Regions from separate parts of the Homo sapiens genome. Here regions 2 and 3 are each linked to region 1. Evidence: chromatin contacts called from ENCODE Hi-C or POLR2A ChIA-PET data. All regions are on one chromosome and are shown on one strand. The core of a region is the stretch at or near the end of the contact, and the rest is flanking DNA. Distances in the headings are between cores, read along the strand shown. Region 1 holds the start of LRRC41 (leucine rich repeat containing 41). Region 2 holds the start of RPS8 (ribosomal protein S8). Region 3 holds the start of CMPK1 (cytidine/uridine monophosphate kinase 1).

Region 1 (4,471 bases), core at 728-3,227:
CAGGGCCTTTTCCCCACACCCCCTCCTCATGGCATAACTCAAACTCCGCGCCCTGCAACCTCGAGTCCTCAAAGTCCTCACTCCTGTCCTGACCAGGGCCTTCCTCCTGCAAAGACGCCACGGCCACCCGCAAGGCCTCCTGGTGGAACCTCCCCCGCGCCGCTTCCAGGCCCGGGGCCTGCTCTCCTGCCCCCCTCCCCAGCAGGCCTCGGCCGGGCCTGCCACCTCTTCGCCCAACTCCAACCCCGGCCTCCCGACCCCACCCTCACAGAGCCAGCAGCCTCTCAGGCCCGAGGCCTCCCCTGTCCCCAGCGCGGCTAGGCCTGCTTGGCAGAGCCTCACTTTCCCCTCTTTCACTTGCCCCACGTCGGACCCAAGTTTCCCTCGTCAGCGGCCAGGCCGCGGCCAGCGGTCCCCAACCCACAGCCCCGCCTCCCAGCCCAACTGGCCGGTTCGCCCTCCCCGGCCGTTCATCCCGGCGCCCCAGGCCGCCCTCCATCCAGGCCCGGCCCTTTGGTCCCGGCCGCCTTCAGGCCTGGGGCCCCCGTTCACTCCCATTCAGCCCAAGGCCTCTTGGCGGCGCCGCGCCCCCTGCCACGGCAGCCCGGCAGTCCGGGATCCCCGGGCCGTCGCCCCGCTTGGGGCCTCCTTGGCCCTTCCCGCCTGTCCGTCATTCGAGCCTCCCTCGCTTGTTTAAGCCGCTCCGGGCCCCCCTCCACTCGCTCTCCGGTCCCTCCTCGCCGCTCGAGCCGATCCGAGTGGCCTCCGGCGCTCCCTGTCCTGCGGGTCGCACGGTCGCTCGGTCGCTTAGTCAGTTTGGCACCCGAGACCCCGGTTGTCGGTTCGCTCCCGTCAGCCCTGGGCCGTCAGACAGGCCGCGGCGCCCCGACCCTTTCGTTCGGCCTCTCCCCCTGCCCCATTCCCTCGCTCTCCAATCTGCTGTCCTCCCCTCCGCCCATCGGCTTGGCCTCCGGAATCTCGACCCCCGTGGCGTGTCAGGCAGATGCTGGAGCCCCGGGGCCATCAGTCAGGTTCGGTGGCCCCGGGCCTGGCCTGGCCTTGCCTTAGGCCGGGCCTCCTAACCTCGGCCCCTGCCCTAGGGCAGCCGGGCCATCGCTGCCCACCGGTTCGACATCCGAGACTCTCCTGCCCGGCCCAGCCGAGTGTCAGTTCGCGCGGCCCACAGCCGCAATCCAGCCTCAGTCGCCCGGGCCCAGCCTGCTTCGCTCCAGACCGGGCCTCCTGGCCTCGCCCCCCGCGCCCCCGAGCCAGGCCGCGGTGCGGGTCAGCCTGCCCATTTAGGTCTCCGTCTTTACTCTGTCCAGCCCTGTCAGTCACAAAATTCATTCTCCGATCCTACGAGCTGGCTTTCAGCGCCCCAGGCTGGGCCTTGCCCCGGGCCTCCCGGCCTCGCCCCCCGCGCCCCCCGGCCGCTGGGCCGCCCCTTGCTCTTAGCCAGAGGTAGCCCCTCACCCCGCGACTTACCCCACACCCCGCTCTCCAGAACCCCCATATGGGCGCTCACCGCCCGCCCGCACAGCTCGAACAGGGCGGGGGGAGCGTTGGGGCCCGAGGCCGAGCTCTTCGCTGGCGCCGCCTCCCGGGACGTGGCCTCCATGGTCGTTGCCGCCGCTACCTCACAGAACCAGCAACTCCGGGCGCGCCAGGCCTCGGGCGCCGCCATCTTGGGGAGGTGCGCGAGCCCGAGAGTGTCGCCCGCGGACCGCCATCTTGAAAAGGTCAGCAGTTAGGACGGCTCCATAAGCGATATGGGGAAGAATGTGAATTATTCTAAAGAAATTTCGAAGAAATTAGCACACTTTCCAAGTCTCTTAGGAGCTACTATTTTAGATAAACTCCTAGATCAATTATACTTGGGTGTGGTATGACTAAGGGGATGTTTCTTAGCAAAGCCTCCTCGGGTGCAAACATCAGCTACCCCTAACCTCTGCCTGCGGCTGGTAGTACATGCCAATCTGAGCATGTGTTCGCGACCACGATGAGTGTGCCGCACTTCCGGCCAGATCGCCGGATTTCCGCTGAGTGACCCTTACAAGTCCTTCTTGATCCTGAACTGGGTTAGGTGCCGCTGTTGCTGCTCGTGTTGAATCTAGAACCGTAGCCAGACATGGGACTGGAGGACGAGCAAAAGATGCTTACCGAATCCGGAGATCCTGAGGAGGTAAGGCAAGGCGATCCACTCGGCCCTCTTCTCTGCCCTGAAGCCCAGGACCTAGCCCGCCAAAACACGCACGGGGCCCTCTTAGCCCCCAGTTTACCCTCTAGGGTTTGCATAGTCGGGAGCTCTAGTTCCCTCGACCTTTCCCCAGAATTCGTCCGGTGACTTTGGACAGATAGATGACTAGTTTTTCTCTGGGCCTCGGCTTCTGCATTCTGTGAATGTAGTGAAGGTTTGAGAGCGAAAATGTTTTGTGGACTAAAGTCTTGTAAAAATATGACCTATGTTTGCAGTCAGTCAGATGTTCTGAAGCCCGCGTTTCACAGATTTGGGGAGCAAACAGACCGCCTTGCCCCAGCTCAGGTTAGGAATCCCTACCACATCTTCTATGGAGGTTCGGAAGACCTGGCCTTGTGTTCCTTTTCTTTGAGGAAGGTGTGTGTCTTTGGGGACAATGAAAGAATGTACGATGTGATTCTGTGATGGAAGAGGGAGCTCTTTCCCAGAGAAAGAGTGCTGCTATAATTATTGACTGCTTGCTATTCCAAGTGCTTTATATGCACTAATTAATTTTTTTTTTTTTTTTGAGATGGAATCTCGCTCTGTCGCCCAGGCTGGAGTGCAGTGGCGTGGTCTCGGCTCGCTGCAACCTCCGCCTCCTGGGTTCAAGCGATTCTCCTGCCTCAGCCTCCCAGGTAGCTGGGACTACAGGTGTCCGCCACCACGCCTGGCTAATTTTTGTGTTTTTAGTAGCGACGGGGGTTTCACTCTGTTGGCCAGGCTGATCTCGAACTCCTGACCTAGTGATCCGCCCACCCCGGCCTCCCAAAGTCCTGGGATTACAGGCGTGAGCCACCGCGCCCGGCCCTAATTCATTTCATCTACACACTATTCCTATGAAGTAAGTGTTGGGTACTATTAGTGCCATTTTTACAGATGAGGAAACAAGCATAGAGGTTAAATATCTTTTCTAAGGTCATGCAGCTACCAAATTGGTGCAGCCAGGAATTGCGGCCAAGCAGCGCGGTTCTAGAACCAGGACTCTTATCAATTTTGCGACACAGCTACTAGTTGTTTCTAATCTCATTTCCTGTCCGTCTGTTCTCTGGTCACTTGGGGGCAGCCATTCTGGGCTGTGGGTTCAGAATAATTGGAGACTTATTTATCCCTTAATTTTTCTAGTCTTATTATTTCTAAAAAGAAATAGAACCTGAGGCCGGGCGCAGTGGCTCACGCCTGTAATCCCAACACTTTAGGAGGACGGCCGAGGCAGACAGGTAGCATGAGTCCAGGAGTTGGACCAGCCTGGGCAACGTGGCGAAACCCCGTCTCTACAAAAAATATAAAAATTAGCCGGGCATGGTGGTGAACGCCTGTGGTCTCAACTGCTCGGGAGTTTGAGCCCAGGAAGTCCAGGCTGCAGTGAGCCGTGATCGTGTCACTGCACTCCAGCCGAGGCAACCCGAGTGAGACCCTGTCTCAAAAAAAAAAAAAAAAAAAAAAACTAAAGAAAGAAATGGAGCCTGCCTCAGAAAGGTCAGCAAGATCCACCGCTGCAATAGATGAGAAAAAGCAAGTAATTAAGCAGTCAGTTTTAAACTAGGGTATTCTGGCCGGGCGCGGTGGCTCATGCCTGTAATCCCAGCACTTTGGGAGGCCGAGGCGGGTGGATCGGGAGGCCGAGGCGGGTGGATCGGGAGGCCGAGGCGGGTGGATCAGGAGGTCAGGAGATCCAAACCATCCTGGCTAACATGGTGAAACCCCTTCTCTACTGAAAATACAAAAAATTAGCCGGGCGTGGCGGCGGGCGCCTGTAGTCCCAGCTACTCGAGAGGCTGAGGCAGAATGGCGTCAACCCGAGAGGCGAAGCTTGCAGTGAGCCAAGGTCGCGCCACTGCACTCCAGCCTGGGCGACAGAGCGAGACTCCGTCTCAAAATAAATAAATAAATAAATAAAATAAAATAAACTATGGTATTCTATGAGGAACCCATAATTTTTTTTTTTTGAGACGGAATCTTGCTCTGTCTCCCAGGCTGGAGTGCAGTGGCGTGATCCGGCTCACTGCAACCTCCGCTCCCGGGTTCAAGCGATTCTCTTTTGCCTCAGCCTCCTGAGTAGCTGAAATTACAGGCGCACGCCACCTAATTTTTGTATTTTTAGTAGAGACAGGGTTTCACCGTGTTAGCCAGGATGGTCTGGATCTGACCTCCTGATCCGCCCTCCTCGGCCTCCCAAAGTGCTGGGATTACAGGCCTGAGCCACCGCGCCCGGCTGAGGAACGCAAAATTATT
Region 2 (4,471 bases), core at 937-3,436, 1.5 Mb before region 1:
AAGGAAATCAGGTTGGGCGCGGTGGCTCACTCCTGTAATCCCAGCACTTTGGGAGGCGTAGGCGGGCAGATCACTTGAGGTCAGGAGTTCAAGACCAGCCTGGCCAACATGGTGAAACCCCATCTGTACTACAAATACAAAAATTTGCTGGCATGGTGGCCCATGCCTGTAACCCTAGCTACTTGGCAAGCTGAGGCAGGAGAATTGCTTGAACCCAGGAGATGAAGGTTGCAGCGAGCCAACATCGCACCACTGCACTCCAGCCTGGGCAACAGAGCGAGACTGTCTCAAAAAAAATTAAAATTAAAGTTAAAAAAGACGAATGGCGCCAGGTGTGGTTGCTCACGCCTGTAATCCTAGCACTTTGGGAGGCTGAGGTGGGCAGATCACCTGAGGTCAAGAGTTCGAGACCAGCCTGGCCAACATGGTGAAACCCCATCTCTACTAAAAATACAAAAATTAGCCAAGCATGGTGGCGCATGCCTGTAATCCCAACTACTCAGGAGGCTGAGGCAGGAGAATTGCTTGAACCTGGGAGGCAGAGGTTGCAGTGAGCTGAGATCATGCCACTGCACTGCAGCCTGGGTGACAGAGCAAGACTCCGTCTCAAAAGAAAAAAAAAGATGAATGGATAAAATGTGGTACATATGTACAATGGATTACTATTCAGCCATAAAAAAGAATGAGATCCCGTCATTTGCAACATCATGGGTAGAACTGAAGGTCATTATGTTAAGTGAAATAAGCTGGGCACAGAAAAACACACTTATGCAAAGAGAATCGCATGTTCTCACTTATTTGTGGGATCTAAAAATCAAAACAATTGAACTCATGGTCCTAGAGAGTAGAAGGATGGTTACCAGAGGCTAGAAAGGGTAGTGGGAGGGTAGGGGGAAGTGGGGATGGTGGGGATGGCTAATGGGTACAAAAATAAAATATCATCATAAATAAGACCTACTATTTGATAGCAAAACAGGGTGACTATAATCAATAATAACTTGTGTATTTTATTTTTTTGAGACAGAGTTTTACTCCATCACCCAGGCTGGAGTGAGTGCATTGGTGCCATCTCGGCTCACTGGAACCTCCACCTCCCGGTTCAAGTGATTCTCCTTCTTCAGCCTCCAGACGGAGTTGCTGGAATTACAGGCGCCCGCCACCACGCCCGGCTAATTTTGTTTTGTTTGTTTGTTTTGTTTTGAGACGGAGTTTCGCTCTGTCGCCAGACTGGAGTGCAGTGGTGCGATCTCGGCTCACTGCAACCTCCAGCTCCCTGGTTCAAGCGATTCTCCTGCCTCAGCCTCCCTGAGTAGCTGGGATTACAGGTGTGCGTCACCATGCTCAACTAAATTTTGTATTTTTTTAGTAGACACGCGGTTTCACCATGTTGGCCAGGCTGGTCTCGAACTCCTGACCTCGTGATCCGCCCGCCTCCGCCTCCCAAAAGTGCTGAGATTACAGGCGTGAGCCACCGCGCCAGGCCTAAAAATTTTTTTTAATTAAAAAATAGATATCCTTCTAGCTCAGAAAAGTTAGCTGATCCCTCCTTTATACTCTCTTCCTAAGTTCCGTTCATTCTGGTGGCTTTAATTACCATTTATAAGCCAACGATTCCCAAAATAACATCTTCGGTGCAGATCCCTTATAAGGATGACCAGTCATTAATATTCAGCTTCCTATCTGTTAGTCCCACTCAACATGACTTAGCAAGATCTCAAAATGAACGTGTCCAGAACAGCTCCTACCTTAGCCTACCCCATCTCAGTAAATGGCCCCAATATTTATCCGATTGATCAAGTGACAATCTTAGGAATCCTTGACACCGCCCTCTCCCTCAATCCCCATGTCCAATCTACCACCAAACCCTTCAAAACAAAACCCAAGTCCACACTCGTTTCCAATTCCATTGCCTTCCACTCTTTTTCAACGCAGCCGCACCCACATCTCATCCTAAACGACCGCAGCAGCCTCTGAAACTAGTCTAAACACGCCCAGATCTGCCGACGCCGCAGACCCCCTTCCCCCAGCCCAGGGTCGGAGGCGAGTCGCCGGGGGTCGGCAGAGGTCAGCAGCCTGCGAGACCCTCCTAGGCTCGTGGCCCTAGGCGCGGCAGCTGACACGTAAGTCTCGTCGCCCGACGTTGTTTCGGCGCTCAGAAACAACGTAAAGTAAAGGGGCGGGGCAGCGTTTTACAAACCGAACCGTGAATCTTTGCGGTTTCTCTTTCCAGCCAGCGCCGAGCGATGGGTGAGTGTCGCTCTGCATTGAGGCGGGTGAAGGGAGGTTGAGCTCAATCAGGCCCCATCCTGCTTCACAGCCTACTGAGGAGTCCAGACGCCCCGACCCCCGGCCAGGGACAGCCACGAGGAGTGGTGGCCCTCGGGTTTCGGCCGCCCAGCCCGTCTCTGGGGGCTGCGAAGGCTCTGGGCTCCGGGTTCCGGGCCGCGGGCTGCGGGCTCCGAGCGGCGCCAACATGGCTGCCGCGAGGAGGAGGCCCCGGCCTGGCCGCACGTGTATGATGACAACTCGGTAATGCTGCATACTCCCGAGTGCGCGGTGGGGAAGCCAACCTTGGAGAGCTGAGCGTGCGACCGGCCCGGCGCGGGGGTCTCCGGGAGCTGGCGAGTCGCTAGCACCGAGTCACAGTGGCTCAAGCTTCCTTCCCCGCTTCCACATGCAGGCATCTCTCGGGACAACTGGCACAAGCGCCGCAAAACCGGGGGCAAGAGAAAGCCCTACCACAAGAAGCGGAAGTATGAGTTGGGGCGCCCAGCTGCCAACACCAAGGTGGGTGCGAGCGTGGGCCTGTCCGCCTGGGAGGTCGCCTTCCCCCGCTCTCCAGCGTGCTCGGGTCTTTCCGTGTGACAGTTGTGCGTTCTTTCTTGGGCTCTGATTTCTCTGTAGTAGGGCCTGGGTGTCCTGTCCCCCTTTAGCTGTTGGATAAGTAAGTACCAAAGAGGGAATGCTCCCTCAGGCCCCCAAACCTGGAGCTTAGGATTTCAGAGAGAAGGATACTGTGTGGGGACTTGAGCTTCTGGAGAGGGTGGCGCCTCGCGTCATAGTCAGAAGCCTAGTCTTGTTTTTTTTACAGAGGCTTAATTTTCAGCATTTGGGGTCAGGCTTTCCTCTTGGAGGCAAGTAGGGTGATGAAAAAGAATCCTTAGGCGTGGTTGTGGCCGTCTTGGTCACCTGTGTGCCACTTGCCAATGCAAGGACTTGTCATAGTTACACTGACTGTTGCCTCCTCCCGGCCCAGGTTCCTCTCCCTCACTTGCCTTGCTCTCCTTGGTAACCTAGTTCCTGTAACCTTGTGTTTTCCAGATTGGCCCCCGCCGCATCCACACAGTCCGTGTGCGGGGAGGTAACAAGAAATACCGTGCCCTGAGGTTGGACGTGGGGAATTTCTCCTGGGGCTCAGAGTGTGAGTGAGGCCCTTTGGGAGTGGGTGGGAAAACGCACCTAAACGGTCTTAAGATTCACCAAGTGGGCCTGGCGCGGTGGCTCACGCCTATAAGCCCAGCACGTTGGGAGGCCGAGGCGGGCGGATCACCTGAGGTCAGGAGTTCGAGTCCAGCCTGGGCAACAGAGCGAGACTCTCAGTAAAAAAAAAGATTCAAGTGCTTTTAGCAAGTAGTCTGTGGCTTAGACCAAGGCATTTGAAGTTTCTCCTTGCTGAAAGATCTTAAGGTAGCTGGGGAGTTCTCTCCACCCAGGCTGTCCTGCTCCAATCTCTTTTTTTGAGATTGGGTCTCTGTTGCTCAGGCTGGAGTGCCAGTGGCGTGATCTTGGTTCACTGCAGCCTCCGCCTCCTGGGTTGAAGTGATTCTCCTGCCTCAGCCTCCCAAGAAGCTGGGATTACAGGCGTGTGCCATCACACCCGGCTGCTTCTGTATTTTTAGTAGAGACGGGGTTTCACCATGTTGGCCAGGCTGGTCTCAAATTCTTGGCTTTAAGTGATCCACCCGCCTTGACCTCCCAAAGTGCTGGGGTTACGGGCGTGAGTCACCGTGCCCGACCTGCTCTGATCTTTCTGAACTCTGCAGCCTGAGAGATTGGGGCTGGTAAAGACTGCGGGTTGCCAAACATAACTAGAAACGTGGGTTAGGGGGTTGTGGAAGACGAACTGATGCCCCATGGCTTGTAAAGGCTGAGAGTTCCCTTATTTCTCCTTAAGGCCTCATGGGGCTGAAGAACCTGGAGGAGTGTGCCAGGGCCATTTGTCCTCCAGTTTACTTGATGCCAAATTTCTCCTGTGAGCAGGTTGTACTCGTAAAACAAGGATCATCGATGTTGTCTACAATGCATCTAATAACGAGCTGGTTCGTACCAAGACCCTGGTGAAGAATTGCATCGTGCTCATCGACAGCACACCGTACCGACAGTGGTACGAGTCCCACTATGCGCTGCCCCTGGGCCGCAAGAAGGGAGCCAAGCTGGTGCGTGTTACTTCCCTGTAGGGGTTGTGGGGAGG
Region 3 (4,471 bases), core at 1,050-3,549, 1.0 Mb after region 1:
ACTACAGGTGCACACCACCACCTGTAGTGTAGTGTAGGCCTGGCTGGGCGCGGTGGCTCATGCCTGCAATCCCAGCACTTTGGGAGGCCAAGGCAGGAGGATCACTTGAGCCCAGGAGTTCAAGACCAGCCTGGACAACATGGTGAAACCCCCTCTCTACTAAAAATACAAAAATTAACCAGGGGTGGTGGCAGGTGCCTGTAATCCCAGCTACTTGGGAGGCTGAGGCAGAAGAATCGCTTGAACCTGGGAGGTGGAGGTTGCAGTGAGCCAAGATGGCACCACTGCATTCCAGCGTGGGTGACAGAGTGAGACTCTATCCCCCCCAAAAAAATTTTTTTCCAGCTGTGATAATAAAAAATATCCCATTCTCCTTTCTATGGTGGGAAGGAAAAGGTAGAAGTTGTGGAGAGGAAAGAGGTAGAAATTAAAGGGAGAATGGAAAAGAAGGGCAAACAAAGGCAAGTAGGTGAGGAGAAGGACAGGAAAAGAGACAGGGAGAAGGGAGGGACTTATAAATGGGAAAAGAAGGGTAGGAAGGATGGGAATAAGTAAAAACAACAACAACAAAAAGAAAGCAAGGAGAGAGAGTAGAGATGGGGAAGAGCCAGAAAATGCTGAGTGAGCTAAGAAAGGACCACCAAAAGAAAAAGGAGAATGGGGGTGGTCAGACAGAGGGCTATACCACTATCTTCCTCTCCTGTTTGCTTTCGTTTACTAACGTCCTGGTCACTCTGCCCTAAACAGCTTAGTTCCTTTCCCATAGTCTTTGTTCACTCCAGCACTATCTGACTTGAACTTGTACCTGTACGACAAATCTAACACCCTGGACTCTTAGTTCTAAAAACAGGACATGCATTCTGCCTCAGTCTTCCATTCCCATGGTCTCACCCTGGACCTTGGCATCATCAGAAACTCAGAAGCTGGGACATTTCAATTCCAAATATCCCACTCAGACCAGCAGCATCCATACTGCCAGAGCACTTGCTCATATACCCCACTGCAATCTTTCTTGGGCCAATGCTCTAAGACATTGGTCCCTTTCCCCACCACCCTCCAACCCCTCCACTACCAGGCTTCATGTGCCATTATTTGCTTTCCTGTATGGTTTTGATTCTACACACAGCATCATGAACATTCTCTTCCAAACACTCTCATCACTTGGCCCCCTCTCTCTGTTGTACTTGCCAGGCAAAATCCCAACCCTCAGTAAATGCAACAAGCTGCCTTCTCTGCCTGTGCCTGAATGGCCAAACATCTTCAATTATTTTGAATCCGTTACCTCAAATATCAAATGAGCTCTTAACGTTGGCCAGAAGGCCTTTTAAAGGCCTGTATGCACCAAGGCTCAGTTCTTGAACGTCTCCTTTTCTTCTCCCTTAAGATTCTTCCCTAATGAAGGGGGCAGGCGAACGGAGTTAAAGGGCTTCCATTGCTGTTAGAATACAGCCCAAATTCCTTTCCATAATCAAAAGTCCTGATCTGCCACCGACCTCACTTTCTCAACTTTTCACCTTCCATTCTCCCCTCATTTGACTCAGCCCTGGTCTCACTGTCACTGGCCTTTTTTCCTTTTTTTTTTTTGAAGCAGTCTCATTGTCACCTAGGCAGGAGTGCAGTGGTGCTATTACGGCTCCTAGGCTCAAGTGAACATCCCAGTAGCTGGGATCACAGGCACGGGTCACGGTGCCCGGCTTTTAAATTTTTGGTCGAGACGGGGTCTCGTCATGTTGTCCAGGCTGGTCTCGAACTCCTGGGCTCAAGCCATCCTCCTGCCTCAGCCTCCCAAAATGCTGGGATTACAGGCGTGAGCCACCGCGCCCAGCCAGGCCTTCCTTCAATTGCTTTAACATGCCAAACCAACTTAGATTTTTTGCACATGCTTTTCTCTGTGGGACACTCTATCCTGGTGTTTGCCTGGTTTCGCTCTTTTCTATCCTTTTGTCTTGGCTTGAATGTCACCTCTTCTGAAGCCTTCTCTGGCGACCCTGGCCATCTTATGTCCTACTTGTTATTTCTTCAAAATCGTACTGCCTTTTGTATGTACTGGTGTTTACTCATTCACACTGGCTACCTCCCCATACCTCACTGGCTGGAATGGAAACTCATTGCGAGCAGAGACAATAGGTTTTGCTCTCCCGCGGATCACGTCCCAGCCTCCAGCTCAGCACCAGACACTTGAGGGCGCAGGATAAAATATCTGCAGTCAGAAAGCACTAATAACCACCCAAGGGTTGGAGGAAAGCTGGCGCGGACCGCACGAGTGTCGCCGAGACGCCGCCGCCGTGCGAAGCTCCTCCCCTTCCGACAGGGCCGCGGACGCCCGGGCAGCCACGGCGGCGGGGCCGCGGCGGGCGCCGGCTCAGCCCGCCCCTTTCTCCCGCCGCCTCCCCGCCCCGCCCCGCGCCGCGCCGGCCGCTGTCAGCTCCCTCAGCGTCCGGCCGAGGCGCGGTGTATGCTGAGCCGCTGCCGCAGCGGGCTGCTCCACGTCCTGGGCCTTAGCTTCCTGCTGCAGACCCGCCGGCCGATTCTCCTCTGCTCTCCACGTCTCATGAAGCCGCTGGTCGTGTTCGTCCTCGGCGGCCCCGGCGCCGGCAAGGGGACCCAGTGCGCCCGCATCGTCGAGGTGAGGCCCGGGCAGCAGGCGGGCTCCTTGGGGCTTGACGGGATGCGGGCCGGCCTGTCCCGCCGCCCCTAGTCCGCGCCCCGCGGAGTCGCCGAGCCGCAGACTACGAGTCCCGGCGGCCACCGCGCCGCCCGCGTGGCAGTGGCCGAGGGCCGCCGGCGCGCGGCGTGCCGGGACTTGTAGTCCGCGCCCGCCCGCCTTGGGGGCCACCGCTTGAGGTCGCTTTGTTCCTGCGCCCCTTCTTTTCTTACATTTTGGGGACCAGATTCGTCTCTAGAGTGGGCTGGGAGAGGGATCCCGGAGGCCAACCTTTGGGGGTCCCCCAGCGCGCAGAGGTTAGCGTGTCGCTGATCGTGTGGCAGGTGAAGGCAGCAGGAGCGCGGATTTGGGTTAGAGGCCGTGTGCGCCCACAGTTGTCTGAAGGAGAGACCTATTTTTCTTCTCCGCGCCTTCCCTCTGGTTCCCTAAACTCCGCACTGTCACCGAACGTGTCTTTACTCTAGAAAGGAGGCCCGTGGGGCGGGGTGTTATTTTAGGCGTGCTGTGGGCTGCCGCTGGCACTCTCGAGCCCCGTCCCCGCAAGCTTTAGGGCGGAGCCAGCCCTGAGGCTCGGCCCGGGTCGGGGATGGGGAAAGCCGGGAGTGCTGTTCTGAGATCAAGCTTCAACCTTTGGCCCTGCTGCCAACTCACGCTCGGCCCTCGGTCACTTCCTGTCTCCCAGCCTCAGTTAGCCCTTGTAATACAGTAAAAAGAGTCTCTGAACCCAGATTTTCTCAGGATATAAAACACCTCCCAAATGTAAAATGCTGTTACTTTTTTTTCTTTTGCTTTGAGACAGGTTACCAGTTCAATTCTTTTAACAATTTTTGAGCTAGATGTATGGTTGGTTAGCTGCATTGACACTGTGGGAAAAAAAGGCTTCATGGACAATCTGGGGAATGCTTGGGAAAGAAGGAAAACAGGATATCTAGAAACAGAAGAGGCGACCATTGGTGGCCTCTAGTGAAATCACTCTGAAACCCTGTAACCAACAAAAGTTTTTTTGACCTAGAACTTATAATTTCCTCCTCTTCTAGGATATGGCCAATATTAGCATGGGGCTTTTGCTTCTCTCCTTATATGTTCATAACAATCAACTCCTGTCCTGTATTTTATTCCCTAAATAGCATCCAGAGAAAGTTAGATGAGTTCAACAAGTCATTATGTGTTGGACAGATGTATTTATAAATATTGATCATTTTGCCAGGCGCTGTGGCTCACTCCTGTAATCCCAGCACTTTGGGAGGCCGAGGCTGGCGGATCACGAGGTCAGGAGTTCGAGACCAGCCTGGCTAACATGGCGAAACGTTGTCTTTACTAAAAATACAAAAATTAGCCTGGCGTGGTGGCGGGCGCCTGTAATCCCAGCTACTCCGAAGGCTGAGGCAGGAGAATCGCTTGAAACCGGAAGGCGGAGGTTGCGGTGAGCCCATATCGCGCCACTGCACACTAGCCTGGGCGAAAGAGTGAAACTCCGTCTCAAAAAAAAAAAAAAAAAAAAAATCATTTTAGGTGTCAAAGTGGAACTAGTCCAACTAAAAAAATACATAACATTTACATCCTCTTAAAAAAATTTTTTTTTGTTGGTTCTCTTTCTTTTGTTGTTTTTTTGTTTTTGTTTTTGTTTTTGTGACAGTCTCACTCCGTCACCAGGCTGGAGTGCGGTGGTGCGATCTCAGCACACTGCAACCTCCGCCTCCCAGGTTCAAGCGATTTTCCTGCCTCAGCCTCTGCATAGCTGGGATTACAGGCGTGCGCCACCACGCCTGGCTAATTTTTGTATTTTTGGTAGAGACAGGGTTTCAC

What was found. Hi-C counts contacts between places; a loop is a spot of excess contacts on that map. ChIA-PET counts read pairs that join two places held with the same protein, here RNA polymerase II (POLR2A). Pooled maps may share reads with other maps.
Region 2: a loop to region 1 is called in a pooled map, with 13 times the contacts of the local background. The contact joins the promoter of RPS8 here to the promoter of LRRC41 in region 1. A Hi-C loop is called at or near these places in 8 of 50 pooled maps. POLR2A ChIA-PET finds 5 or more read pairs at or near these places in 2 of 52 experiments (A673 and WTC11).
Region 3: a pooled map shows a loop between it and region 1 (11-fold over the local background). The contact joins the promoter of CMPK1 here to the promoter of LRRC41 in region 1. A Hi-C loop is called at or near these places in 7 of 50 pooled maps. POLR2A ChIA-PET finds 5 or more read pairs at or near these places in 2 of 52 experiments (CD4-positive, alpha-beta T cell and GM10248).

The regions. Positions count from the first base shown.
Region 1 is chr1:46,301,639-46,306,109 of GRCh38, forward strand. LRRC41 (leucine rich repeat containing 41) reads right to left here and starts at 1,978. Exons shown (of 10, transcript NM_006369.5): 1 at 1,486-1,978. The coding sequence starts at 1,684. UQCRH (ubiquinol-cytochrome c reductase hinge protein) reads left to right here and starts at 2,060. Exons shown (of 4, transcript NM_006004.4): 1 at 2,060-2,182. The coding sequence starts at 2,129. RefSeq lists enhancers at 1-483, 1-93, 1,514-1,913, 1,649-2,232, 2,233-2,814 and silencers at 184-733, 764-833, 1,184-1,333, 1,364-1,413, 1,464-1,523.
Region 2 is chr1:44,773,354-44,777,824 of GRCh38, forward strand. It overlaps RPS8 (ribosomal protein S8), which reads left to right and starts at 2,187. Exons shown (of 6, transcript NM_001012.2): 1 at 2,187-2,247; 2 at 2,681-2,787; 3 at 3,322-3,421; 4 at 4,261-4,436. The coding sequence starts at 2,244. It overlaps SNORD55 (small nucleolar RNA, C/D box 55), which reads left to right and starts at 2,512; the gene lies at 2,512-2,585. It overlaps SNORD46 (small nucleolar RNA, C/D box 46), which reads left to right and starts at 3,139; the gene lies at 3,139-3,236. RefSeq lists a silencer at 2,231-2,440 and enhancers at 2,521-2,810, 4,385-4,471.
Region 3 is chr1:47,331,491-47,335,961 of GRCh38, forward strand. It overlaps CMPK1 (cytidine/uridine monophosphate kinase 1), which reads left to right and starts at 2,300. Exons shown (of 6, transcript NM_016308.3): 1 at 2,300-2,626. The coding sequence starts at 2,456. RefSeq lists a silencer at 2,213-2,852 and enhancers at 2,239-3,042, 3,043-3,846, 3,363-3,422.